Regions from separate parts of the Homo sapiens genome. Here all the other regions are linked to region 1. Evidence: chromatin contacts called from ENCODE Hi-C or POLR2A ChIA-PET data. All regions are on one chromosome and are shown on one strand. The core of a region is the stretch at or near the end of the contact, and the rest is flanking DNA. Distances in the headings are between cores, read along the strand shown. Region 1 holds the start of SMG9 (SMG9 nonsense mediated mRNA decay factor). Region 2 holds the start of ARHGEF1 (Rho guanine nucleotide exchange factor 1). Region 3 holds the start of ZNF296 (zinc finger protein 296). Region 4 holds the start of TOMM40 (translocase of outer mitochondrial membrane 40).

Region 1 (6,921 bases), core at 2,362-4,861:
ACCATGTTGTGGACTGGATCTCTTGAATTTATTCCTCCTGTCTAAATGAAATTTTGTATCCTTTGCAATGTCTTCCCAATCCTCACCCCCGATTTTCTTTTCTTCCAAGCATCCTTTATCTGATGTCATCTGCCCCACTAGAATATCTGCTCCCAAAGGGCAGGTGCTTTTCCTATTCATTACAGGATCTCCAGCCTACAGCTGTGCCTGGCAGATGACTAGAGTTCCATAATTCATTCAACATATAAATGAAAGAAATGAACAAAAAGTGAAAAAGAGATGAACAGGGCCAGGCGCAGTGGCTCACACCTGTAGTCCCAGCACTTTGGGAAGCTGAGGTGGAAGGATTGATTGAGGCCAGCCTCGGCAACATGGTGAAACTCTGTCTCTACAAGAAATACAAAAATTAGCCGGGTGTGGTGGCACATGCCTGTAGTCTCAGCTACTCGGGAGGCTGAGACAGGAGAATTGCTTGAACCTGGGAAGCTGAGGCTGCAGTGAGCTATGATCATGCCACTGTACTCCAGCCTGGGTGACAGAGGGAGACCCTGTCTCAAAAACAAAAAATAAAGACATGAACAGATCATTTGGCAATGGCTCTCAAAATTCCCAATGTGCATACCCTTTGACCCAGCAATTCTACTTGCACTTCAAATGAGATAGTCTACTGACAATACTAACATATACATGCAGCCACGTGTACCAGGATATTAACTGTAGCATAATCTCAGCACTTTGGGAGGCTGAGGCAGGAGGACTGCTTGAGCCAGGAGTTTGAGACAGCCTGGGCAACATAGTGAAACCCCGTCTCTACAAAAAATAGAAAATTAGCTGGGTGTGGTAGCACATGCCTGTGGTCCCAGCTACTCCTCAGGCTGAGGTGGGAGGATTGCTTAAGCCCAGGAGGTTGAGGCTGCAGTGAGCCACAACTGTATTACATGACTCCAGCCTGGGCGAGACAGCAAGAACATGTCTGAAAAAGAAAAAATTAGAAAACAGAAACATACACACAAACCCCTGCAGTAAATGTTTGTAAGAGCAGAAGTTCAGCAACAGTCTAAATGCTCATCAACAGAGAAAGTGTTAAAGTATGATATATCTCCAGAACAGCATACCATGCCACTAATACAAAAGGCAGCTCACTGGGTGCCTGACTGTACTGCTGACTCATCACCAGGCTGGCTCCCCGGTGCCAGGGAAAAAGTGTAGGCTTGCTCTGGAGTGAGACAGGCTTGGGTTTGAATCCAGGCCCGGGTTTGAATCCAGGCCCTGCTGCTTCCTGCCTATGGGGACTTCGGTAAGGCCCTTCTCTCTTCCAGGCTCATTTGTCTACATCTGTTTTTTTTTTTTTTTTTTTTTTTTTTTGAGACAGAGCCTTACTCTGTCACCCAGGCTGGAGTGCAGTGGTGCGATATCAGCTCACTGCAACCTCCACCTCCTGGGTTCAAGTGATTCTCGTGCCTCGGCCTCCCGAGCAGCTGGCATTACAGGCGCATGCCACCACACCCGGCTAATTTTTGTACTTTTAGTAGAGATGGGGTTTCGCTATGTTGGCCAGGCTGGTCTTGAACTCCTGACCTCAGGTGATCTGCCTGCCTCGGCCTCCCAAAGTGCTGAGATTACAAGCGTGAGTCACTGCGCGGACCAACATCTGTTAAACAAATTAGGGGAGAAGATTATAGTGATGTATATAAAGCAGAGAGCACACAGCCTGGTACACAGTGGGTCCAAGGTCAATGCCAGGCCTCCTCTTTCCCTCTTTTAAGAAAATTCTACCTCTGAGGGTTGCCCTGACGTGAAACTGGCAATCGTGAGTGATCTGGGGTTGAGAAATTCAGATATGGCCTGAGCTGAAGAAGTAAAATTGGACACTGATAGACATAATACAGAGATGGCCTGTCATGTGTATCTTTATCAAACACCCAGAATCTTTCCCCAGAATCCATCAACAGTGGACTCAAGTCATTCTGGGTGACTGGTGTTTCTACCTGTGGCAGCCTGGAGAGGTGGCTCCACCTGGTACTGGTACTGGGACAATGACAGTAGGGATGAGGCCTGGAGGGGAGAGGGCTGCTCAGAATCTACAACTATCAGCATGGTAGACCACAAAATAATACACAGAGACAACACACAGTACCATTAGGCAACAGGCACTGTTCTATGCACTCTCACCCATTTAATGCTGGCGGCAATGTTGTAAGTAAGGTTATACCACACCCAATTCACAAACAGGGACGTAGAAGTAGAGAGTATTAAGTCACTTGGTCAAGCTCAGCCGCTATTTATATGAACTCAACACATGCTCTTAACTCCAATGCTTTATTATAACAGCAGCTCCAGAAGGAAACCGGGAACCAGTGCTTTAGGAAAGGAAAATGGGAACCAGAGGTGGAAACTTACTTTTATTGTATACAGCCAGAGAGGTTTGAATTGTGTATGTACATGTAATACCTGTTCAAATATAATTTTAAAAAACTTTTTTTTAGACCAGCCACGGTGGCTCACGCCTGTCATCCTAGCACTTTAGGAGGCCGAGGCGGGCGGATCACTTGAGGTCAGGAGTTCGAGACCAGCCTGGCCAACATGGCAAAACCCAGTCTCTACTAAAAATACAAAAAATTAGCCAGGCGTGGTGGACGCCTGTAATCCCAGCTATTTGGGAGGCTGAGGCAGGAGAATCGCTTGAATTTCAGGAGGTGGAGACGGCAGTGATCCGAGATCTCGCCACTGCACGCCAGCCTGGGTGACAGGGCGAGACTCCGTCTCTAAATAAATAAATAAAATAAAAATAAATAAAATTTCAAATAAAAAGCTAGAACCTTCCCATCCACCCACTCTGCCCACTGGGGAACTGCCGACCCTTCCGAATGCGCATGCGCTCTCCAGGCCGCGCCCGTCGCCCAATGTTCCTCTTTGGCGCGCGCAAGACTCCGCCCACGTGTGTTTAAATTTTCGACCCTGGAGCGGATTCCCTTCTCCAACGCGGCCTTCGAGGGTTTTAAACATAGTTCTGTCTCAGACTATTCTGCATCTCCCAGGCCTTAAGGATAAAACTGACACTGGAGACCCTTCAGGGTCTGACCTGCCCATTCTGCTGCCTCACCTCCCACCCAGGTGGACCCTGAATCCAAGCCAGTCTAGACCTCTTCCCCCGGGGTCTTCGCCGCCTTTGCTTAGCTGTTCCCTGGAGTACCCTCGCCTGCCTGTCCTTCAAGGTCCAACCGGACCCGCGCCCTTTCCTAAGTGATTTGAGGCCCTGGCAGTCTCTCCACAGGCCGGGGTGTCTTCCAGGGCGCACGCCAAGTCTGATTCATTCATGTGTTCTTGGCACTCAGCCCAGAACAGTGAAATTCCTCCCTGTCGTCCCACCCCACTGCATCCCGCCAACATCACCGAAGAGGCACAACTCGAACCCCAGATCCGGGCCGCTCTCCCTCCTGCCGGCTCCTCGGCGTATCCATTTCCCTACTCATCTCCCCACCCTCAACCCCCCAACCGCGCGCACGCGCATTGAGTCAGAGCCGCGGCGTCCTCCCGCCTCCCGCTCCGGAACCCGCATGCGTGCTGAAGCCGACCGCCTCCATCCACGCACGCTCAGCCCGGCGAGCGCATTCAGTTCTCGAGCTCCAGCCCTCAGCGCATGCGCAGGACGAGTCGCCTGAGGGAACTGATCTCAGCTCGGGCCCGCGTTACATCCTCCTCCTCTTCTTCCTTCGGCCCAGCTTTCCTTAGGGGCTGCAACCCGGACGCCGAGGCCGGTTTCGGAGTGGGGAGTGCCCATTTTCTCTCCTTCCCACGTTCCTGGCCCCCAGACGCCATTTGCAGGCGGGTGGCTTGGGTCAGCCTCCCCGCCCCCACCCGACTCCCGTCACGGGAGAGCGCACACCGCGCCCCGAGAACCAATCAGCAGCCGCGTTAGGTAAGGGGGCCGCGAGCCCGCGCGAGGCTAGCGCACCGGCGGCGGGCGGGGCGCTCCGGCAGGCCCCGCCCCCGCCTTGGCCATTGAAAGGTCGCTGGGACGTCCGGCGGGGGTGCGGCACTGAGTAGGGGGCCGGCGACCGTCAATTCGATACTGGGTTGGCAGGAATGGGGGCGGGGGACGGAAATAACGTGTAAATGAGAAACTTATGCTCTGCGAGATCCAAGTACAGCCTGCAAACTGCCCGTCAAGTACTGGGGAGGCCGCCCCAATAACGTGTAACGAGAAACTTGAGTTGGGTTCCCCGAGGGAAGCTTTGTAAAGCAATGCCTAAATCCGGGGGAGGCTCCCTTCTAGAACCCCGTAGAGAGAAGTTTAAATCCTAGGGAGTCCTTAGGAAAATGTGCAAATCGACTACAGTTCTGGGCTGGGGAGTGCCCCACGAAGTGGGCTTACATACTCAGGAATCGGGAGAGTCTCCCCAAATATTTGCAAATAGTGAGGTTCTGGGAGATCCCCGAAGGGAGTGTGTGAAGCGATGCCTAAATACTGAGGAGACACTCCCCAAAAATATGTAAATTCGATTTGTTAATTTTCGGGAAGTCACCCTAGAAGTCCATCAGCAGACACTTAAATAGACCAGCTTTCCTAAGTTTGGGGGTAATCCCCAAAGGAGCCCGGAAACAGCATTGGAAGTCCCCAGCTTGCATGTGGGTGGGGTTTTTTTTTTTTTTCTTTGAGACAAGAGTCTCGCTCTGTCGCCCAGGCTGGAGTGCAGTGGCACGATCTCGGCTCACTGTATCCTCCACACCTGGTTTAGGTGGGCTTTTAAGTTCCAAGGAACTCCCCACATTCAGATACTGTGGAAGCTCCCAGAATAAAGGGCACAGGGAGGCCAGGTGCGGTGGCTTACCCGGGGAATCCGATCACTTTGGGAGACCGAGGCTGGCGAATCACTTGAGGCCAGGAGTTCGATACCAGCCTGGCCAACATGGCGAAACCCCGTCTCTACTGAAAATGCAAAACTTAGCCCGGCCTGGTGGTATGCACCTGTAATCCCACCTACTTGGGAGGCTGAGGCAGGAGAATTGCCTGAACCCGGGAGGCAGAGGCCGCAGCCAGCTGAGATCGTGCCACTGCACTCCAGCCTGGGCAACAGAGCAAGACCGTCTCAAAAAAAAAAAAAAAAAAAAAAGAAAAGCATTCACACAGGGGCGCTTACTTTGCACAGGAAAGGGCATCCTCATAGGCCAGTAAACAGAAACCTCAGGGCTGGGCAGTATCCCAATTGAGGCATGAAGACAAGTACTTAAGCACTGGGTAGATTTCAGAATAATGTGTAAAGACACTTAATTGCAAGTGAGGGAGGAGTCTCAGATTCTGGGGAGAATCTCCATCCCAGACTAAGCAGTCATTTCGGTATGGAATGAGTCATTTTCCCTAAGCAGCTGTAAACAGGCCCTTGTCCTCCTCTGTCTAGGAAAGCAGTCTTCAGCCTGGCTTGTGGCTCTGGGAGAGGTCATGTAGCACAGTAGGAGAGGAGCTAGACAAGCCACTTGTCTGGCTAGCAAAATTATGACTGCATCTTGTAAACAGACCCTTCCATTCTGGAGAGTCTCGGAGGGACCTGTTTATGTCATTATGAGGTGGGGCAGGGGAGGATTCATGGAGGGATTTAACAGATACTTCCAAGCTAAGCAAGGGTCAGCAAACTGTTTTTTTGAGACAGGGTTCTGCTTTTTTTTTTTTTTAGACAGGGTCTTGCTTTGTTACCCAGGCTAGAGTGCAGTGGTGCAGCATGATCATGGCAGCCTTGACCTCCCAGGCTCAAGTGATCCCACCACCTCAGCCTCCCAAGTAGCTGGGACTACAGGTGCATGTCACCACGCCCAGCTACTTTTTTCTTTTTTAAATGTTATATAGAGACAGGATCTTGCTATGTTGCCCAAGCTGGTCTCGAACTCCTGGGCTGAAGCAGTCCTCCTGTCTCGGCCTCCCAAAGTGTCGGGATTACAGGTGTGAGCCACCATACTCGGCCATTCAGTAAAACTTTCTGTTAAGGCCAGAGAATAATTATTTTAGGCCCTGCAGACTGTATTGTCTGTCTCAGCTCTGCCATTGCATCAAGAAGGCAGCCACAGACAGTTTCTAAATTGATGGATGTGGCCATGTTCCGATAAAACTTTCTATTTACAAAAACAGAAAGCAGACCAGATTTGGCCCCTAGGCCACACTTTGTCAACCTGACTTCTGAGCTTGAGCAGATAGCCCCACTGAGTTCTACAAACAGTTAAGTAGTCAAATACCACCCTAGACTGATGTGTGAACAGCTGGGAAAACTCTCTAAGGACCTGTAAACAGATACTGAAATGGTGGAGAGTGGGTTGCATAGGTAGCCAGACATTATATAACATCTCAAATAGAATAAACACTGGAGACACCTTGAAATGAAATTCACTGTGAGGGAAGGCAGACCGTCAGGAACGGAAGACAGACAGACACTGAAATGTAGTGGGATACCAGGTGAAAATAGGCCCTTGAGTGTTGGAACCTCACCATGACATACACTAGTAAGTGGCTGGAGCCCCACCATGACATACACTAGTAATGACTAATCAAGAGTAGCTGTTGGACTGAGGATCACATTGCTGGTTTGTAAGCAAATGCCTTGCTGCATTTTGGTAAGGAGAATATCCTATTTTTATGTGAACTTGCCCCTGTGAGTTTATTTATGTTGGAGCATTTTAATAGTTGGGAATAGTTTTGGCTGCAAGTAAGAGATAGATGTGTATTTGTTTTTCACTGCCTCTCGAAGTAGGCAATTCAAGGTTAACGTGGAACCCCCCAACCTTGTGTCTTGTTTTATTGTACCTTCCATTAAATTGCCTTACAGCCCAGGATAGCTGCTTGAGCTCCAACCTCCACACCCACATTCCTGTCACTGGGAGGAAGGGGCAGAAGGCATGTGCCAGAGTCTGTGAAGGGAAGTTTCTGGAAGCTGC
Region 2 (6,921 bases), core at 4,422-6,921, 1.9 Mb after region 1:
GCTCAAACTGCAGGGCCACGTGCTGCAGGAGGGCCATGAGGTGGGCTGGGCGCCGCTTCACCTGCTCCAGGCTCTGGAACTGGCTGTTTTGCTCTTCTGAGTTCTGGGGGTGCAGGAAGGGGTGAGTACAATGGGGAGAAGAGGAGGGGCCTTAGGGTTGACCCTACCCATTCCTGGCACTTCACAAGGGATCCAAGCCAGGGTTAGCTCCTGGGAAGTGGGGAGTGGTGACAGTGTCCAAAAAATGATGGTGACAGCAAGGGCAGGTGTTCAGGGAGAATGGATGAGACTTAATATTATAATGGTGGATGATGAGGACAGAAATTAGGAGAGAAGAAATTGGGGTCCATGCTGGGGGAGGAGAGAGCAACGATAAGAAATGGGGTTAAGAGTAAGAAGGGTGGGCGTCTATGCTGCTGTGTGGGGTCGGCGAGGTGAGGAAGGAGGTACCAGGGAGATGAGAGGATGAGACAGACCGTGGGAAAAGGCCAAGAAGACAGCATCTGCAGGTGGGAGGGGACCTGGGGCGGGACACTGAGCCTGGGACAGAGCTTTTCCACCCTATCTCCCACTCACTGTCTCCAGCTCGTTCTCAAAATCCTCATCCTCAGCCCCGATGATGCTGACGGGAACCAGGCCAGGCCGGGAGGGGCCTGGGGAGGCCTGTGGAAAGGGAGGGCAGCTTCAGTCCACAGGACTCTCCACCCACAGCCCCAGAGTCGCCTCACCCCTTGCTCTGTCCACTCACCGCCCCTCGGGCGAAGTCTTCCATCTCCCTGGGCTCTGCAGGGCTGGAGGAAGAGGAGGGGCTGTGGTTAGGAGGGTGGGAGGAGGCGGCCCAGGGTGGTTACTCACAGATTCCTGGCCCAGGTGTGAAGGTGAGTAAACAGCCTCCCCCATCCCAGCCTCCGCAGCTCAATGGGGCCTCTGTGTGGCCACAAAGAGCCCTTCAGAGACCCGCCAGGGGGCGGGAGCCCAGGGACGGGAGCCTTGCGGGGGCAGGCGTTGGAGGCTCAGGAGCCTGGGTCCATGGGAAGGCTGAGTCTGACAGCCTGCAATCTGGGGTCCCTAATGCCCTAATGGAAGAGGGGGCTGGGGGCCTGGACTCCCAGGTTGGAGGGACCAGGGGCCTGGGGGCTAATTCCTGAGGGCACAGCCCAGAGGCAAGAGGGGATGGGAGGGTTAGAGGAGAGGCGGGAGAGAAGTGGGGTGCAGGGGTCTCCTCTGGTCTGTGACAGGCCTGGGACAGGATGTTGCCTTGGAACCCACCAGCCCCACTTCCTGTGACAGGAAGTCACAATGGCAAACCCCCAACCCCCAACTCTCCACATAAGAAAACAAAACTCAGAACCCTCCTCCCTCAGGGACTGGGAGTCCCCAAACCCAGAAGTTCTTCTTTCCCCCAGGGACCTCATCTCTTCCCAGGCTTCCAGTCCCAGAAACCAAGTGATGGGGCCTCAGACAGCCCATCTCCAAGGTGCGTCTGTCCCCTCCACCCTACGTGCGCCTTGGTCTGTCCGCAGCCAGCTCTCCTTGGCTGTCTGTCCCTTGAATCTGTCTCATGTCTTGGTCTCTTTTCACCCTGTTTCCTGATTTTTCTCTTTCCCTTCCTCCAGAACTGTCTCATTTTCCCCACCATCCCTGCCTCTCCTCCCTCCATCTCTCCCTCTCAGCGGTGACACCCCCTTCCTGCTTCTGTAGCTCCGTCTGTCCTGTCCCTGTCTCTGTGCCTCTGTCCTCCCACATCTGGTTTCTGCAGCCACCATCCTCACACCTCTCTGAGTCACAGTCTCATGTGCTGTCTCTCATCTCTCCATCCCTTTTTCTCCCCCATCTCTTGCTGTCTCTCCCATCTTTGTCTCTCCTTGAGTCTCCACTTCTCTCTGAGTCTTTCCACCGACATCTTCTGTGTCCTTAATTAGTCTGACTAATGCCACGGAGCCCGTGTCAGGTGGGAAGGAGCTGTGGAAAGAGGGGTGGGGTGGACCAGCGGCGGGGCTCCCCACAGCCCAAAGCTATTTATAACCCAAGCCAGCAGAGACCCGCCCTTCTCCTGCTTTATGGGCCTCCTCCCTAGCTCCCCAGTAAATGGTAACCAGGATTTTGATGATTAAACAATGATGCTTTCTGGAGTGTCCAAATGCCACCCTGTGGGTCCACCTGGGGAAGGCATCATTTTTATTATTTCCCACAAAGTGTATTGTCCAATATCTAAGCTTGGGCAATTCAAGATTCAAGTACTGTTAAACATTCACTTTAATAAATTTGCAAACTGGCCAGGTGAGGTGGTTCATGCCTGTAACCCCAGCACTTTGGGAGGCCAAGGTGGGAAGATCGCTTGAGCTCAGGAGTTTGAGACCAGCCTGGGGAACACAGTGAGACCCTGTCTCACTATGAAACATGACCACGGACGTGGAGGGTGCATGCTCATCCCACTCAGAGGTAGAAACGCTCAACTGAGGCAGGGAAATTTTAAAAAGGCAAAGGAGGGGATACTCATTATCTTTGCAAGTGCTTGGTGCCAGGTCTGGAACTGTGCACTTGCCAAGTTCTTATCTCCTTATTCCTTATCACAATAATAATGAAATGACAGCTGACACAAAAGAGACACTTAGTATGTGCCAGGCATGGCATCGCTGGTTGACAGGTAATAACTCATTTAATCCTCTCGGTGACTCCAAGAGATCATTATTATTCTCACCTCCATTTAACAAAGAAGGAAACTGAGGCACAGCTCATAAGAGGCAGAACCAGGACTCAGACCTGGGCAGTTGGGCTACAGAGTTTACGCATTTAAAATAAACTGCATTTGGTGGACACAGTGGCTCACACCTGTAATCCCAGCACTTTGGGAGACCAAGGCAGGTGGATCACTTGAGCTCAGGAGTTCGAGACCAGCCTGGCTAACATGGTGAAACCCCCATCTCTACAAAAGATAGCCAGGTGTGGTGGTTCATGCCTGTAGTCATAGCTACTTGGGAGGCTAAGATGAGAGGATCGCCTGAGCCCAGGAGGCAGAGGTTGCAGTGAGCCAAAATTGTGCCACTGCCCTCCAGCCTGGGCGACAGAGTGAGACCTTGTCTTAAAATAAAATAGGCTAGGCACGGTGGCTCTCGCCTGTAATCCCAGCACTTTGGGAGACCAAGGCGGGCGGATCACGAAGTCAAGAGATCGACACCATCCTGGCCAACATAGTGAAACCCTGTCTCTACTAAAAATACCAAAATTAGCTGGGCGTGGTGGCACGAGCCTGTAGTCCCAGCTACTCGGGAGGCTGAGGCAGGAGAATCGCTTGAATCCGGGAGGCGGAGGTTGCAGTGAGCTGAGATCGCGCCACTGCACTCCAGCCTGGTAACAGAAGTGAGACTTCGTCTCAAAAATAAATAAATAAATAAATAAAACAAAATAAAACAGAGAGCATTGCTTCAGAGCATGGGGAGCCCCCACCCTACCCTTCAGAAACTAAAATCTGAACCAAAGCTCTGAGACACATCATGTCTTCTTATGGATGCCTGGAAAAGTCACGGGTATGTGGTCACTATGGCCTAGGCAGGAGTGCAAGTTGGATACGGCTGCTCCACAGAGGCTTGGGGGTTGGAGATGATGGAGGCGAGGAGTGTCGCCTGTTTAGGAGGAGGGGTTTGGGGGAGTCCCACAAAGGCTGGAGAATTATAGGTGAAGCTGTCAGAGAATAGATGGATCTATAGGCAACTGACAAGGCCTGGGGGGTCCAGCAGAGGGAACACTGCGTGCATGGGGCGCTGGGGGGTTAGGGCTGGTTTAGAAGGTCCATGGGTTGGGGGGCCACATGGGTGTTGAGTTCTATGGAGGTCTCAGGGTCTATAATGTGTTGAGCAGGTGACTCAGGGTCTCCAAGAACTTCTGGAGCCTTAAAGAACCTAAAAGAGTCGTTGGAATGTGTAACTCCCCAGATTCTATTTGACACACAGTGGGTCTAAAGGATCCAGGGATCATACAGGATCATGATTCTATAGGGACAGCTGCCAGTCTGTGGAACCTCTGGAGACTTAAAAGGGACTCAGAATTCCATAGGGGTGCGTGGTGGGTCCCGAGACCCATGGTCTATAGAGCCCCGGATTCTAGGGGATGCCACTGGTCTATGAGGACCCCACGTCTATAAGAAGCCAGTTCTCCATGGGGGGCTGGCAGGAACCTGGAGGGTCTGTAAGACTTTATACGGAATGAGGCGGGTCTACACGAGACCCAAATCTTACATGGACGTGGCGGGTCTTACGCGGGCCCTAAATCCTACGGGGGACGTGGCAGTGTGCACGGCCAGGGATGCCGGGGAGGACGTGCAGAGTCAGGGTCTGACACCCGCTGGGGACCGCGTCCCTCACCTGCTCCAGGTGGAAAGAGAAGCCATCGCCGCCACCGGAACCGAAGCCTCCGCGCTCGGGCTCCGCACTCTCCCCACCCCTGCCGCCGCGTCGCTCTAGCCGCCCTGAGTCCACCTTTGCGCCCAGCTCCACTCCTCCTGCCAGCCGCTCTAGCCCGGCTCCTGCCGGGCTCCGGCCCCGACGACTCTACTCCTCCCGCCGGCCGCTCTAGCGCTGTACTGCGCCACGCAGGCCAGATAGGGCCGCTCTGGCCTGTCTTGGAGGGCCAGCGTTTCCGTATCTCGACTGCCCCCGTCACTCCCCGGGCCCCGCCCCGCGCCCGGAGGTGCAGATGGGTCCAACTCCTCCCGAGTTCGATCGGAGATCTCCTAGTCACCCCAGCGCTGAGCACTCGGACGGCGGACTGGGGCTCCCCGTCCTATTAGTCTCCCCACTTAGGGGACCCGCTGAATTTCCAATCCTCGTACATCAATCCCCTCCGTCTCCCACCCCCAGCCCCTTCCTTTGGAACCGGAAAAGCAATAGTCTTGAGTTCCAGCACAACTTTCCCTCTGACATGCAGTGTAATCTGCAAAAAGTAATGACTTCTCTGTAGACCTCAGTCTTCCCATCCGTACAATGGGAGAAGGCCTCCAGCTCTCTCCCTACACCTGTCTCTCACGGTATAATTAATGACCTAGAAAAGAGCTTTCCGAAAACTCTTTCAAATGCACTCTGCAACTTTCAGCTTCACAGCGACCCTCGTCGTTGTTGTTATTGTTGTTTTTCATTTTTAGGTGGCCCTAAAGCATGCGGGGGTTGGAGGATGGCGCTTTGCGGAAAGCACGTGCGAGTTCAAATCCCAACTCCACACTTTCTCACGATGTGCGTTCCCTGGGACGAGTCGGTTTGGCTCCCCGGGCCTCGGTTTCCCCACCCGTACAATGGTAGTGATCGTCCGTTCTCCACTGAGCAGGTGGGAGGCCTTGGCCCCGGCCTCGCACCGTTCGTCCCCACCTATGGGGCACTCGTCAAGTGTGAGTTCTCCCCTCTTTGCTCCCTTTGACAGATGGGAAAACTGAGGCCCAAGGAGGGGCGGCCGCTGGTTCCGTGGGGTCCGAAGGGGGCCCCTCCGCTGCCGGCAGCGCCCCAGCCCCTCCCTCCTCCTCCCCACTTCCCCCAACAGCCGAGGGGAGGAGGCCGGGCGGGGCCGGGGACCGAGTACCTGGTGTCCGCGCGGAGGTGACCGGCGGGGCGCCCGAGGTCGGGCTCGGCGATCCCGGGCCCTGGGTCCCGGCTCCCGCTTCCTGGCTCTGGCGGGGCAGGAAGTCGGGGCGTTTTTCCGGAGGCCCCCGCCCCGCCGCCCCTCCCCGCTTCCTGCCCGCGCCCCGCGCCCGCCCGGCACCTCCGCTTCCTTCCCCTTCTCGCCGCTTGCCCGCCCCTCCTTTCCCCGCTGCGCCCGGGTCCCTGCGGGCACCGGCCCCCGCCCCGGCCGCGCCCGAGCTCTCCCCGGCTTTGTCCATCGGTCCGTCCGCCGGGCGCGGGCTCCGCGGGACTCGCATCTCCCGGCTGGGGTCACCTCCCCGGAGGTGCTGGGGGGCAAGCCCTGCTCCCCGTGCGCCCTAGACCGAGCCACGACCTCCCCGGCTTTCCGCGTCTGTGGTTCTCATGGTCTTGCGCCCTTCCTTCGCCTCTGTGGGTGTGCTCCCGCCTGCGTCTGCATCCCCTTCTCTGTCCCTCTGTCTTTCTCTACTGGGGTCTTTCCCTCCTTGGCCTCCACCTCTCCTCTCTGTCCCTCCATCACTTTCTCCCCGAAAGCCCTTCTCTACCCTCTCCAGCTCTCTCTGTATCTTTCTGCATCTCCGTCTCAGTCTCTGTCATTTCCCCAGCTGTTGCTGTGCCTGGGCCTCTTCGTGCCCATTTTCGGTTGCCCCTTCTCCCTTCTGTCTCTTCCTTTCCTTCTCGCTCTCTCTCTGTCCCTTTCTCTCCACGTCCCTGTCTCTCTCCCGGATTCCCAGGGTCTCATCATCTCTTCCTTCCCTTGCTCGTCCCCTTCATGATCCCTGGGTCTCAGCCTCTCTCCTCTCCCTTTCTCAGGAAATCCGTGTCTCTGTGCCTCTCTGTCATTGCCCCGGGATCTCCCTGCTATCCCCAGGTTAGGACCACAGACCCTCCAAAATGCCCCTTCTGTAAGTCAACGCATCGGGAAAAGGCTGCAGTCTGAATTCTGTACTAGCCCCAATCCACAAGATAGTCCCTGTGTTTCCAAGGCTTAAATACGCATAAAGTGGCTCATGCCTGTAATCCCAGCACTTTGGGAGGCCGAAGCATGGTGGATCACTTGAGGTCAGGAGTTCGAGACCAGCCCGGCCAACATGGCGAAACCCTGTCTCTACTAAAACAAAAATTAGCTGGGTGTGGTAGCACATGCCTGTCATCCCAGCTACTCGGGAGCCTGAGGTACAAGAATCGCTTGAGGTGGAGGTTGAAGTGGGCTGAGATTGCGCCACTGCACTCCAGCCTGGGCGACAGAGTCAGACTCTGCCTCAAAAAAAAAAAAAAAAAAAAAAAAAGCGGCCGG
Region 3 (6,921 bases), core at 755-3,254, 1.3 Mb before region 1:
GGGGGTAGAAGGGACAGAATAGGGTAAAATGAGCAAATATGTAAACAAGATCCTTCAGGGTTTGATCAAAGTGATGTATAAAGAATAAAATAGGCCGGGCACGGTGGCTCACGCCTGTAATTCCAGCACTTTGGGAGGCTGAGGCGGGTGGATCACCTGAGGTCAGGAGTTCGAGACCAGCCTGGCCAACATGGTGAAACCCTGTCTCTACTAAAAATAGAAAAATTAGCCGGGCATCTGTAATCCCAGCTACTCCGGAGGCTCAGGCAGGAGAATCACTTGAACCCGGGAGGCGGAGGTTGCAGTGAGCTGAGGTCGTGCCACTGCACTCCAGCCTGGGCAACAAGAGTGAAACTCCATCTCAAAAAAAAAAAAAAAAAAAAAGAGTAAAATAAGGGCAATGGGATAGTGGGTGGCTGGGTTGCCATGGAACTTAAAATTGGGTGGTCTGAGGCTGAGTGCAGTGTCTCACACCTGTAATCTCAGCACTTTGGGATGCTGAAGCAGGAGGAGCGCTTCAAGCCAAGAGTTTCAGACCAACCAGGGCAACAAAGCGAGTCCCTGTCTCTATTTAAAAATAATTTTTTTTGAAAAATTAAAAATTACAAAAAAAAAAAGGGTGATCAGAGGAGGCGGCAGTGAAGAAGAAACCACCTCAGATAACCCTCTAGTTCCAACCTGCCCTACCTCCTTTGACAGATGGAGAAAGTGAGATCCAAGAGGGAACTGGGGACAGATGGAGGTCATGGAGTGTAATTTGCAAGGCCTTCAGCAGGGTGGGGCTACTTTAGATACTGTTGGTCAGGGCCCTCTGCTCTCAGGAGGACAATGGAACCCAGACCTGAATAACAATGTGCAGAACTCCAAGAGATCAGCATCTGAAATCAGCATCTGGGCTGAGGACAGCTGGGGGAGGACAGGTTCTTGCCCTGACCTCAGGGGGCTTGCATTGGGTGGGGGAGAGGACAGTCCACAAGCCGTTCTATACTGTCGTGCAGTCGGTGCCAGGAAGAAAAGAATACTCATCAGGGATTGAGGGTGGGGCAGGGTGTCGATGCCACTTCAAACAGTGAGCAGACAGAACTGCTTAGGGGAGGGAAGTTCAAGGAGGCGGAGTGGAGGCAGGTGAGCTGCTTGGCTATTTGGTTTTAATGGCGACTTCTGGTCTAGGAACAGAGTCGATGTGTATGATTACAGTCCTCCTCTGCTCAAAACCCTCCTAAGGCTCCGGTCTCAGGAAAACCAAAAGACCTTAAAGCGATCAAAAGATTGCTTGGATCTGCCCCCATATTTTCACTGAACTCAATCCCCAACCCGTATTGCCTCTCCCTTTCCTTGTAATTCCTCAATGCCCAGGCCCACTGGCTGGGCTTCCTTCCCTCCAGCCTCAGCTCCACCATGCCCTTTCCCATCATAGGGGAGAAAATTGAATCCCTCAACCCCAGTAACCCTCTCCGCCTTTCCAGCTTTCTTTTGCTCCATGGCACTGGTCATCATGAAGGGCCATCTATATTTTACGTAATTATGTTTATAGTGTCTTCCCCCACCGTCTGAACTCCGTGCAAACAAAGATTATCTTCTGTTTATTCCCTCCTGTATTCTCAGGGCTTCAAACAGAGCCTGGCGCACAGGAGGCACTCAGTGAATGCTTGCAAAATGAATTTTTATTGTAATGCATTTAATGAAATAGCCCAGATTACTATCAGGCACCTAATAAGAAACGTGACCGACTATTTTTCTCGCTTGGGGGTGCGTGTGGGCATGCCGTGTCTCAGTTTCACCCGCCCTAAAACGGGATCAGGGATAGCTGTTTCAATGCCTTGTGGGAACTCGGTGTGATTAAATTTGGTCACTAAGCCAAACGCACGGGACACTGCCTAGATTGAGTTAGGCCGCCGTCAGGGCCCCAGCAGGGCGGCTCGGTCCCCTCCCATGAGCCCCGCCCTGGTAGGCGGAGCCACGGGCCCGGCCAGCACGTGTAAGAGTTCGCGGCGGGTCGCCGCAGTCACTCACCTGAGCGCGCACGGTCCGCGCGTCCTCCGCTCGTGCGTCCTCCGCCCGCCCGCCTGCCTGCCTGCCCGCCCGCTCGCTCGCCCGGCCCGCGACTCATGTCCCGCCGCAAGGCCGGCAGCGCGCCCCGCCGAGTAGAGCCCGCGCCCGCCGCCAACCCAGACGACGAGATGGAAATGCAGGACCTCGTCATCGAACTCAAGCCCGAGCCAGACGCGCAGCCCCAACAGGCCCCAAGGCTGGGGCCCTTCTCCCCGAAGGAGGTGTCCTCGGCGGGGCGGTTCGGCGGCGAACCCCACCACTCCCCTGGCCCCATGCCCGCCGGGGCCGCCCTCCTCGCCCTCGGCCCGCGGAACCCGTGGACCCTGTGGACGCCGTTGACCCCGAACTATCCCGGTGAGCACCCCGGGCCCTGGGCCCAGCCTCCCTTACCTTTGACCCTCGGGTGGGACCCTTCCCTTTGGGCATGGGCCCCTCGCCCTGCCTTATCTCCTTCGCCCCGTCCTGCCCCTCAGGCCCCCTTCTGACCTTCGGTTTCCCCTCTCCTTCAGCACCCTCAGCCCCCATCCTGGCCCCACCCCACGCTCACCACCCGCTTCCTCCCTGCAGACCGCCAGCCCTGGACCGACAAACACCCAGATCTGTTGACCTGCGGCCGCTGCCTGCAGACCTTCCCGTTGGAGGCCATCACTGCCTTCATGGACCACAAGAAGCTGGGCTGTCAGCTCTTCAGAGGCCCCAGCCGCGGCCAGGGCTCAGGTGAGTAAAGCCGGGTGCAGTCCCCCTCTCAAGTTCGAGGGCTGGGCTTCCTGCTGGAAAGGGGCTGGGCTGGACGGCAGGGCACTGAGCACTACTTCCCCTTTCTCGCTCCCCATCGGGTGCAGCCTAGGCGTGGCCAGGGCCTGCCCGTCCTAGGGCAGGGACCAGTGGTGGCGGTGGAGGGGGGGCGGGGGGGGACTGGGCAGGGAAGGAGGGCCGCCTACAGGGTGTGGCCAGCCCCAGAAGACTAGCCCGGGATTTTGCCCCCCCCAACACACACCCCAACCTGGTTTCACTTCTCCTTCCCCTTGGCCAGAAATAACTGGCCAGGTGGCTGGACCAGGGTGGCAGTAGGAGGGGACCTCTAGGGAGGGCAGCGGCCGGGGGGAGGGGGAGTGGAGGCCAGCTGGAATGGGGAGGTTGCCACCCCCTCCTGTCTCTCTCTGTCAATTCTGATTGAGGTGCTAGTACAGCTGAGTGTTCAGAGCCAAGGAAGGGGCTTCTGGCTTCCCTCGGTGATGGAATCTCCCAGCCCCGCGTGCTGGGAATCCCCTGGTTTGAGCGAGCTCCCGGGTGCTGGACACCCGGGTTCCTTCTCTTGGGAGGGAATTAAAAGCCTTCACATGGGGCTTGACCCTCGGTGAGCTTTTGGTCAGTGTTGGCTGCAGGGCTTAATCCAAACCTAGTTTCCAGCCCCCTGGCCCTTGCCCTTCTGAGACTTTTGAGAAGTGGAATTATTTAGGGTTGGGCCAGGGAGGGTCTGGTGGTGGGAAAGAGGAGGGGCTTGTGACTGATTGAATCAGCTTTAGAGCTGGAGCATGGAGAGTGGCCTGGAGGAGCGAGCGAGGGGCTGTGATGGAATCGCTGGAACAAAACACTACAGGGCTTGGAGAATCATGGGCACCTTGGTTTCACAGGCTCTGCTGTTTGAGCGCTTATGTGGACCAAAGCTCTCAACCATTCCCCAAGCGAGGTCACAACCACCCTTGAAAGGGAGGGGATCTCTAGGGTCCCTGAATTCTAGCAACTGAGGCACACAGAGGACTATGTCTTGCCCAAGGTCACACAATTAGGGAGCAGAGAAGTCTGAATTTGAATGCAGGCCTGTGCTCTTGACCCAGGACTGGTTGTATCACAAAGGTTGTCCCATCCAAGACTCTAGAATTTGAAAAATGGAAAGGCTAGTTCACCTAGGAAGTGTCCACTGAGAGTACCCCGAAGGTCCAGATAGAAATCCAAATTCAGGTTTGGGGGCTCAATTTGAGATCCATGCAGAGGGTGGGGGACCCAGGTCACTACCACCTCTTTACTAGGTGGCCGCTAAGCTTTCTCTGTAGCTACCCCATTATTTTGAGGTGGAGTCTTACTCTGTCACCCAGGCTGGAGTGCTGTGGTGCAATCTCAGCTCACTGCAACCTCCGCCTCCCAGGTTCAAGTGATTCTCCTGCCTCAGCCCTCCAAGTAGCTGGGACTACAGGCGTGCACCACCATGGCCAGCTAATTTTTGTATTTTTGGTAGAGACAGGGTTTCACCATGTTGACCAGGCTGGTGTCTCAAACTCCTGACCTCAGGTGGTCCACCTGCCTTGGCCTCCTGAAGTGCTGGGATTACAGGCATGAGCCACCATGCCCAGATATCTCAATTACTTTAAAAATTATTTTTATTAAACCAAAAAAAATTTTTTTTTTTGAAACAGAGTCTCGCTTTTGTCACCCAGGCTGGAGTGCAGTGGTGGGATCTCGGCTCACTGCAACCTCCGCCTCCTGGGTTCAAGCGATTCTCCTGCCTTAACCTCCCAAGTGGCCGGGATTACAGGCGCGCACCACCACACCCGGCTATTTTTTATTTTTACTAGAGACAGGGTTTCATCATGTTGGCCAGGCTGGTCTCAAATCCCTGACCTCAAGAGATCAACCCGCCTCAGCCTCCCAAAGTGCTGGGATGACAGGTGTGAGCCACCGTGCCCGGCCTAAACCAAAAATCTTATTCAAAAGCCTCTGCTCCCAGCCAGGTATGGTGGCTCACGCCTATAATCCCAGCACTTTGAGGGGCTGAGGCGGAAGGATTACTTGAGGCCATTAAGTTAAAGAATAGCCTGGGCGGCCGGGTGCGGTGGCTCAAACCTGTAATCCCAGCACTTTGGGAGGCTGAGGCGGGCAGATCATGAGGTCAGGAGATCGCGACCATCCTGGCTAACACGGTGAAACCCTGTGGCGTGGTGGCTGAGGCAGGAGAATGGCGTGAACCCCGGAGGCAGAGCTTGCAGTGAGCCGAGATCGCGCCACTGCACTGCAGCCTGGGCGACAGAGCAAGGCTCCGTCTCAAAAAAAAAAAAAAATAGCCTGGGCAACATAGCAGGACCCCATCTCTTTAAAAAATACTAAATTAAAAATTTAAAGCAAAAAAAAAAAAGCAAGCAAGCCTCTGTTCTGCCCTCTCCCCCTCCCCCAGTAGTCTGGATTGAAATCCCAGCTTCACCCCTTCCAAGCTGTGCAACCCTGGGGAAATGCCTCTCTGTGCCTCAGTTCTCCTGTCTGGAAAATGGAGATCTTATTTTCCTGTCCTGAGGGAAAGCCGGGCTATGAGCCATGGCTCAGCACCTAGCATGTAGGAAGCGCTTACTGAGTTAACATAACTTTTTAAAAGATTTTCAAACACATGGCCCAGCACAGTGGCTCATGCCTATAATCCCAGCACTTTGGGAGGCCGAGGTGGGTGGATCACTTGAGGCCAAGAGTTCGAGACCAGCCTGGCCAACACGGTGAAACCCCCATCTCTACTAATTAGCCAGGCATGGTGGCGGGCGCCTGTAATCCCAGCTACTCTAGAGGCTGAGGCATGAGAATAGCTTGAATCCAGGAGGTGGAGGTTGCAGTGAGCTGAGATCGTGCCACTGCACCCCAGCCTGGGCGACAGTGAGACTGTCTAAAAAAAAATGTTTTCAGGTACTTAGCACCCACTCCACAGATTTTTCGTGTCCACCCCTCCTCTGAGCGTCAGCTTCCTGGTCCTTCCAGGGTGTGTGTGTCTTGTTACTGCCAAGTCCTTTGCCCCTGCAGGAGTGCCTATCCCACAGAAGGTGTCCAGCTGGCAGCTGTCCGCACTAACACTCTGCCTCTTTTTCTTACCAGAACGAGAGGAGCTGAAGGCCTTGAGCTGCCTGCGCTGTGGCAAACAGTTCACAGTGGCCTGGAAGCTGCTGCGTCACGCCCAGTGGGACCACGGACTGTCCATCTACCAGACAGAATCAGAGGCCCCGGAGGCCCCGCTCCTGGGCCTGGCCGAGGTGGCTGCAGCCGTGTCGGCAGTGGTGGGGCCAGCAGCTGAGGCCAAGAGCCCCCGTGCAAGTGGCAGCGGCCTCACCCGGCGGAGCCCCACCTGTCCTGTGTGCAAGAAGACCCTCAGCTCCTTCAGCAACCTCAAAGTGCACATGCGCTCACACACAGGCGAGCGGCCCTATGCTTGCGACCAGTGTCCCTACGCCTGCGCCCAGAGCAGCAAGCTCAACCGCCACAAGAAGACCCACCGGCAGGTGCCGCCCCAGAGCCCCCTCATGGCCGACACCAGCCAGGAGCAGGCCTCTGCAGCCCCTCCGGAGCCGGCTGTCCATGCTGCTGCCCCCACCAGCACCCTTCCATGCAGCGGTGGTGAGGGGGCTGGAGCCGCCGCCACAGCAGGTGTCCAGGAACCCGGGGCTCCTGGCAGTGGGGCTCAAGCCGGCCCTGGTGGAGACACTTGGGGAGCCATCACCACGGAACAAAGAACTGACCCTGCAAACAGCCAGAAGGCATCACCCAAAAAGATGCCCAAGTCAGGGGGCAAGAGCCGCGGGCCCGGGGGCAGCTGTGAGTTCTGCGGGAAGCATTTTACCAACAGCAGCAACCTGACGGTGCACCGGCGCTCACACACCGGGGAGCGCCCCTACACCTGTGAGTTCTGCAACTACGCCTGCGCCCAGAGCAGTAAGCTCAACCGCCACCGCCGCATGCACGGCATGACGCCTGGCAGCACCCGCTTCGAGTGCCCCCACTGCCATGTGCCCTTCGGCCTGCGAGCCACCCTGGACAAACACCTGCGGCAGAAGCACCCTGAGGCGGCCGGCGAGGCCTGAGCCCAGGAAAGCCCCCCTCACTGTCCCTGGTACCGCTGCC
Region 4 (6,921 bases), core at 1,242-3,741, 1.1 Mb before region 1:
GTGCACTGTGCAAGTATGTGAGATGGGCCGGGGTGAGAAGCCTAGGGTCAGAAAGCCTCGGATGGGGGTCCCCTCCTCCACGAAGTGCTCTCTGACCACCTAAGCTGAGTTAGGCTCCCCGACCTTTGGGTTCCCCCATGTCAGCCTTGCCCATCCTGGCTTGTTACTCTCTGGGAACAGTCTGTCCCCTGCCCCACGGGTGAGTCCCATGCTGTTTCAGTCATGTGTGCCAGCACAGGGCTGGGCACAGAATGTGTTGTGCAATGAAGGTTTGCAGAATAAACACATTTGCTGAAGGGAAATGACAGAAGCAGAGACCTCATTCAGTCCCCCCAACCCTGTCTGGGCCTCCAGTTTTGCCCTTCCTAATAACTAGCCCCCACATGGCCACCCCAGAGATGCCCCAGAGATTTCTACAGCGGGAACCTGTGGACCACGTCTTTCCCTTGACCAAACCATGCCATGACTCTCCACAACCCCCTAGAGAAAGTCCAAAGCCTAGTCTGGCATTCAAAGTTCTGCATGATCTACAGTCCAGCCCTTTCCACCCTGGGTCATCGCTGTCTGGTGACAGGGTGGCTGTGGCCACATCCCCAGCACTGCTCAGCATGGGGCCAGGCAGAGAGCAGGGGTTTGGCGGATGTTTGCTGGATGAAGGAATTATTTGTGTCCCAGTGCACCTCGGAGAGATGCAATCCCCATCTCCAGGCTCTCGGTAGCTGTGACCTTTTCCTGATGAGGCCGTCTTAGCTTGACATTTGGCTACAAATTTGTTATTAGAAGGATACAATGAATGGATGAAAAAGGAAGCTCACCTCTGTGGGACTCAGCTGCTTTGTCCCCACATATGTGACCCCGAAGTGGTAGTTGGACTCCCCGATTGTGCTGAGGGCTACTGTGTGGTTGACCTGGAAGGAAAGCGAGAGCTGTGACGATACTGGACAGATAGGCTTGCCCACTGAAGAGGGCAAGGACAAGGTCTCTGGGCTGGGCAGGGGATGAAGACTGGGAGGCACGGCCTGACTAAGAGACTCAGAGAAAGGAGGTGCTGCCGGTAGGCCCACAGACCTGTTCCTTCACTCCAGCCTAGCTGCTATGGGGAGACAGTACCTCTGGATTCTAGGTCCCCAAACTGAGTAGTCAGTCTGGCACTATATCTCCGAGTCTTTTCAAGTATCAGGGAGCCCAGCTCTTGAGGGAGGAGTAATTGGGCCGAGTGTGCAGATGCAGGGAGGGGGACGGCGGGGACGATCTCTGGTGGGTAAGGACACCAGGAAGGCTCACCTGAAAATGGTTACTCAACCCTTTGTTGACTGTGAGCTTGACACCCTCCATCTGAATGGGAAACAGCTCTGGAGAAGAGAAACGCTGTCACACTCCACTCCAACCCCACACCAACTCTCATCTCTTCCTTCCCTACCACCCCCAGCTCTCTCCAGAGACCCACAGCAGAACATCTCACAAAGGATTCCACCTGTAAAGAGGCAGTACAGCCTAGTTAGACAGGGCCAGGGCCTTTGCTTGCTCAAATCTCACTGCCACCAAGCTGAGCAACTTTAGGTCAAACTCATCATCTGAAAGATGGGACCCTCACCACACAGAATTGTCCCAAGGATCTAATGAGTTAACGTATAATGAACACCAGAACAGAACTCCATAAATCTCCACCACTACTACTACTCTAATTGCTCCAGGCTGGGATCCGGAGGCTTTGGGTCCCATACCCAAGGAACCTCGCTGACACCTTGCTGACACCGTGACCTTGGGCCTCAGTTGCCTTCCCGATCACAAGAGAAGTCTGGCTTGGCTGATCCCGGGGCTCCTCAGGTCCCTAAAGGCTTTTCTCTACTGCTATGACATTCCATCCCGTTTCCAGCATTTGATTCCATCATTCTAAGCCCCAAGTCCAACGTTCCACCATTCGATCCCAACATCACCTCCTAGTGCTGTTAAATAATTCCAATGGTGCGCGCCAAATCCCAGAGTCCCCAGTGTCCTCCCCCTTCCCCCGAGATCCAGGCCATCGCAGCCCAGCGGGGGCCCCTCGCCCCTCACCCTTGCACTTCCGGTGGCACTCCTCGAATGTGCCCGGGTTGGGCAGGCAGCCGCAGGCCCCATCCTCGGCGGCCCCTGAGGCGCTGGCGGTTGCAGCCCCGGGGGTCCGTTCCGAACTTCGACTCGTACTGGTGCCGGCGCCCAGGCTGCCTCCCAGCGGCGGCAGCGTGAAGCCCGGCGGCGAGGGCGGAGGTGGCGGCAGCCCCACGAGGGCCGGCGCAGGCGGCGGTGGCGGCCCTGCGGGCGGCGAGCTGGCAGCCAACACGTTCCCCATGGTCGCCTGCTAGGGGAGAGGTCAGAGGGCAGAGGTCAGGGCCCGCGCGCCCCCGACTCAGCCCCAGCAAATCCGCACCCGGCTCCGGCCCCGGTTCTCACTGGCGGCGGCGCCTGCTCCCGGCCTGGGCTCCGCTCCCACCCCGTGCGCCACGCGCAACCGAACCCGCTGCCGCCGCCGCCACCACCGTCGCCCCGCCCCACCTAGCCCATTGGTTTAGTGTGCCCTGAGGCCCGCCCACCAGCGTCAAGACTCGGTCTTCCCATTGGACTTGTGCATAAAGTCCCGCCCACTTTCCCTGAAATGTCCTTTTGTATTGGTTCTCACTCGCAGGGTAGCCACGGCGCCCCTCCCACCCTTCCCATTGGCTCGCAGCGCCTGCGCCTATTGGCTCGCGTCGCCGCGGGTTCCGGTGCTAACCCGCCATTGGTCTGTGCTGAGCATTTTGCCACGCCCGCTGAGGCATCGCCCCGCCTCTCTCCTGGAGGAGGCCCTCTTTTGATTCCGCCCCGCGGCGAGGTTGCTGTGATAATTGGTCGGCTTTGACCCTTGCAGCATTTTGATTGGCTCCAGCGTGTACGGGGTCGACCTTGGTGGCGTATCAGCTTGGTACTCTCATTGGCTAACGTTCCAGGGTCGAAGGACAGGTAAAGGTGGGTTGCGCGGCAGAGGCGGCTAGGCAGCAAGGTCAGGCCTCGCGTCCCACCAGGCACCGCGGCAGCCGGGCCCCCACCCCACCTCTGGTTCGGAGTAGCCGACCTAAAACCGGAAGTGCTGGCCCTTCCCAGAGTGCCTCGGGAGAATTCTAATCTGTTCTGCGAACCCTGCGCTGCTCCTCGTTACCCACAATGCCCTCATCACCTCTTAGCGAAACAGTTGCCTTAGACCCACCCCTTTCGTTACCCATCATGCCTCTTGTTCCTCGCGTCACTGCGGCTTCTATCTTTGGCCCATTCATTCCTCTCCCATTACCCATCATGCCTCTGCCCCATTCATTTGAGCTTCATTGCCCAGACTACTTTTAGCTCCAGCCTGCCTGCTCACTTTCGTCGTTCTTCCGGCCCTTCTCTAATTAGCCATCATGTTTTGGATCCATGAACTCCTGTCCGTTACCTCCCTTGCCCCCGGTCCCTATTTTTCCATTATTCATCACTCTGCCTCTGGCCCATTCATTCAGGTTTATTATCCGTCATGCCTTGGGCTCCTATTACAACATTATTCATGATTTTGCCTTTAGTCTACTTTTACTTGCCGTTTATTCATTAAACTTGAGCCTCTTATACTTTCGTTACTGCTTTTTTAATTTTTATTTTTTTAAAGACAAGGTTGGACTCTGTCACTCAGGCTGGAGTGCAGTGGCGCCATCATAGCTTACTGCAGCCTTGAACTTCTGGCCTCAATCGATCCTCCTACCTCAGCCTCCAGAGTAGCTGAACTACAGGTGCGTGCCACCACGCCCGGCTAACTTTCGTAGAGGCGGGGTCTCACTGTGTTTCCCAGGCTGGTCTCTTAACTCCTGGACTCAGTCGAGCTTCCCGCCTCAGTTTCCCGAAGTGCTGGAATTACAGGAATGAGCCACTGCATCTGGCCAATTGCTATTTTTATCTTTGTCCCATTCATCATACTGCTGTTGCAATTATGAATGTTCATTAAACAGCATGCCCTGGACCCCTCCCCATTCCATTACTCAACATTCTGTTTTTAGGGCTGGGCGCAGTGGCTCACGCCTGTAATCCCAGCACTTTGGGAGGCCGAGACGGGTGGATCACGAGGTCAGGAGATCGAGACCATCTTGGCTAACGCGGTGAAACCCCGTCTCTACTAAAAATACAAAAAATAAGCCGGGCGTGGTGGTGGGCGCCTGTAGTCCCAGCTACTCGGGAGGCTGAGGCAGAGGAATGGCGTTAACTCAGAAGGTGGAGCTTGCAGTGAGCCGAGATCATGCCACTGCACTCCAGCCTGGGCGACAGAGCGAGACTCCGCCTCAAAAAAAAAAAAAATTTTGTTTTTGATTGATACATTTTTGCTCATTACTCTCTCAATTCTTATTTTGTATCTTTGGTCCCTTTGTTTTTGTCTTTAACTCTCTTGACCCCAGTTCACTGATTCTCTCAAGCCCTTAGACTCCTTCCTCATTCCCCTTCATGTCTCACCCCATCCCCTTCACATCCCACAGAAAAGGCAAGACCTGGTCAAAGTATAAATTCATATTTTGTAGGAAATGTAGTTTACAAAACAGTATCAATTGCTACCCCCAATTCAGATGACCCACTTTCCCCGGAAGGGGGATGTTTAGGTCCTATTCCACTGGGCAAGGGTAAAATGATTCAGTAGTCTTCCAGGTTAACAGTAAATTCTTCTCCCAAGGCTGGGGCCATCAAGGCACAGTCTGTATGAGGCTCACCCTGTCTGACCCTAGGCTGGGGCTGCTTGCTTGGTAGGCAGGAATTGGGGTGGGGGTGGGGGCTCAGGGAAGGGTCTGGACCCTGAGACTTCTGCTTACAGGAGGGTGCTGGGAAAACCCTGCCTTGGGCTGGGGAATCCCCTCTTTCCCACCTTTGGGGAACAGGGTGGGGAGGGGGTAAGTGGGACCCTGCTGCCTGGAGGGCTCAGGTCTGAGCAGCAGGGAGCCCTCAGCGCCCACTCCAGCAGACCTATTGGGAATTTACTACCTGAAGACAAATTATAGGTCTAGGGTCTTCTTTGTGATTTTGGGGGAGTCGAGGCATTGGGGGGTGAGAGGTATGGTCTAAGGTCACAGTCTGGGAGAGGAGTCCTTGGGATCAGAGGTTGTGCAGAAGCACCTTCCCCACCTCCTGCCTCATGAGATAAGGTTGCCAGGATTCCATTATCACGGTGAATTTCTCTGGGCTCATGGGTTAGGGGTCATAGTGGAGCCACCAAGGTAGACATCACAAATGGAATGCATATGTGTTAACTGACAGTGGCCTGGCCAGAGGTCAGGGGGCACTAGATCCTTGGCAAGAAAGCTAAGGGATCAACAGGTGAGATGTGAGACGCCAGGCGCATGGCAGCTCACACATACATGGCCCGGGACATGACAAAGCCTTTGCCCTGGTAGGAATCAGAGGGGCTGCTATAGGACAGAGCATCATAGATGGGGTTGATCTTGTCCAGATACTCTTCCTCCTCCTCCCCCTCCTCATCCTCTAGATCCAGGGAAACGTCTTCCACAGCAGGTGGCCCTGGAGGCACCGGGATGGGGGACCCCAGGCTTGTGGCTCCAGGGTGCAAGGGTCCTGACCGTTCTTCCAAGGTGGGCAGCTCATGGTATCGAGGCATTTCCTGGAGGTAGAGAGAGGACAGGAACTCAAGATCACTTCCTACGCACGACACAGATTACCAATCTGCTCTTGACCCCAAAATCCTGACCGCTCTCTCCCCATGCCAACAAGATGCCACCTCACTCCTTGTCCCCTGAGGCCATATTGCACTGGGACATTCATTCAGCCCTTCCTTAACCCAAAGCCCAGCTCGTGCAACTCACCCTGTTAATCCTGGGACTCACTTTTGACACTCGATCTCTGCAAATCTTTCCCCATGAACCTTTCACCTCAGTCTTGACCTCAAATACTTAACCTTGGGCTCTAAACAGTCCTTTGAACCTTGAGCGCAACCTCAGTGTCTGACCCCTGACCTCCAGTAGACCACTGAGGGGAGTGACTTGATTTGTCTTGTCCCAGCTTCAGGCACAGTATCCAGCAAATGTAGATAATCAATTTTCTTTCATTCTGTTTTTTTTTGTTGTTGAGACGGAGTTTTGCTCTTGTCTCCCAGGCTGTTGTGCAATGGTGCAATCTGGGCTCACTGCAACCTCTGCCTCCCGGGTCCAAGCGATTCTCCTGCCTCAGCCTCCCAAGTAGCTGGGATTACAGGCGCCCGCCACCACGCCCAGCTAATTTTTGTAATTTTTAGTAGAGACAGGGTTTCACCATGTTGGCCAGGCTGGTCTTGGAACTCCTGACCTCAGGTGATCCACCTGCCTTGGCCTCCCAAAGTGCTGGGATTACAGGCGTGAGCAACCGCACCCGGCCTTTTTCTTTTTTGAGACGGAGTCTTGCTCTGTTGCCTAGGCTGGAGTGCAGTGGCGTGGTCTCAGCTCATTGCAACTTCTGCCTCCTGGGTCCAAGCGATTCTCCTGCTTCAGCCTCCTGAATAGCTGGGATTACAGGAGCATGTCACCCATGCCTGGCTTATTTTTGTTTTTAGTAGAGAAGGGGTTTCACCTTGTTAGCCAGGGTGGTCTGGAACTCCTGACGTCAGGTGATCTGCCCGTCTCAGCCTCCCAAAGTGCTGGGATTACAGGTGTGAGCCACCATGCCTGACCAGATAATCAATTTTCATTGACCTAATGACTTTTCCTCTTTTTTTTTTTTTTTGAGATAGGGTCTCACCCTGATGCCCAGGCTGGAGTGTAGTGGCACAGCCCCAACCACCTGGGCTTAAGCAATCCGCCCACCTCAGCCTACAGGCATTTGCCACCACATCCAGGTAAATTCAGTATTTTTGTAGACGCAAAATGTTGCTGGGTAGCCCATGTTGCCCACGCTGGTCTCGAGCTCCTAGGCTCA

Evidence for each region. Hi-C counts contacts between places; a loop is a spot of excess contacts on that map. ChIA-PET counts read pairs that join two places held with the same protein, here RNA polymerase II (POLR2A). Pooled maps may share reads with other maps.
Region 2: a loop to region 1 is called in a pooled map, with 6 times the contacts of the local background. The contact joins the promoter of ARHGEF1 here to the promoter of SMG9 in region 1. A Hi-C loop is called at or near these places in 3 of 37 single-sample maps with no recorded cell type and 7 of 50 pooled maps.
Region 3: a pooled map shows a loop between it and region 1 (16-fold over the local background). The contact joins the promoter of ZNF296 here to the promoter of SMG9 in region 1. A Hi-C loop is called at or near these places in 1 of 37 single-sample maps with no recorded cell type and 7 of 50 pooled maps. POLR2A ChIA-PET finds 5 or more read pairs at or near these places in 1 of 52 experiments (H1).
Region 4: a loop to region 1 is called in a pooled map, with 23 times the contacts of the local background. The contact joins the promoter of TOMM40 here to the promoter of SMG9 in region 1. A Hi-C loop is called at or near these places in 2 of 37 single-sample maps with no recorded cell type and 8 of 50 pooled maps.

Annotation. Positions count from the first base shown.
Region 1 is chr19:43,751,652-43,758,572 of GRCh38, reverse strand. SMG9 (SMG9 nonsense mediated mRNA decay factor) reads left to right here and starts at 3,611. Exons shown (of 14, transcript NM_019108.4): 1 at 3,611-3,919. RefSeq lists a silencer at 3,831-4,190 and an enhancer at 4,421-4,680.
Region 2 is chr19:41,881,934-41,888,854 of GRCh38, reverse strand. ARHGEF1 (Rho guanine nucleotide exchange factor 1) reads right to left here and starts at 5,671. Exons shown (of 29, transcript NM_004706.4): 1 at 5,566-5,671; 2 at 749-791; 3 at 577-663; 4 at 1-103. The coding sequence starts at 772. RefSeq lists enhancers at 1,199-1,248, 1,289-1,348, 4,387-4,596 and silencers at 4,463-4,612, 5,477-5,986.
Region 3 is chr19:45,071,561-45,078,481 of GRCh38, reverse strand. ZNF296 (zinc finger protein 296) reads left to right here and starts at 2,004. Exons shown (of 3, transcript NM_145288.3): 1 at 2,004-2,406; 2 at 2,620-2,769; 3 at 5,902-6,921. The coding sequence starts at 2,109. The coding sequence ends at 6,881. It also overlaps a transcript of GEMIN7 not described here. RefSeq lists silencers at 1,808-2,217, 2,308-2,547, 2,878-3,187.
Region 4 is chr19:44,886,824-44,893,744 of GRCh38, reverse strand. TOMM40 (translocase of outer mitochondrial membrane 40) reads right to left here and starts at 2,491. Exons shown (of 9, transcript NM_001128917.2): 1 at 2,056-2,491; 2 at 1,285-1,352; 3 at 816-908. The coding sequence starts at 2,329. It overlaps NECTIN2 (nectin cell adhesion molecule 2), which reads right to left. Exons shown (of 9, transcript NM_001042724.2): 9 at 4,522-5,635. The coding sequence ends at 5,366. RefSeq lists a silencer at 2,155-2,794 and enhancers at 3,105-3,264, 3,434-3,935.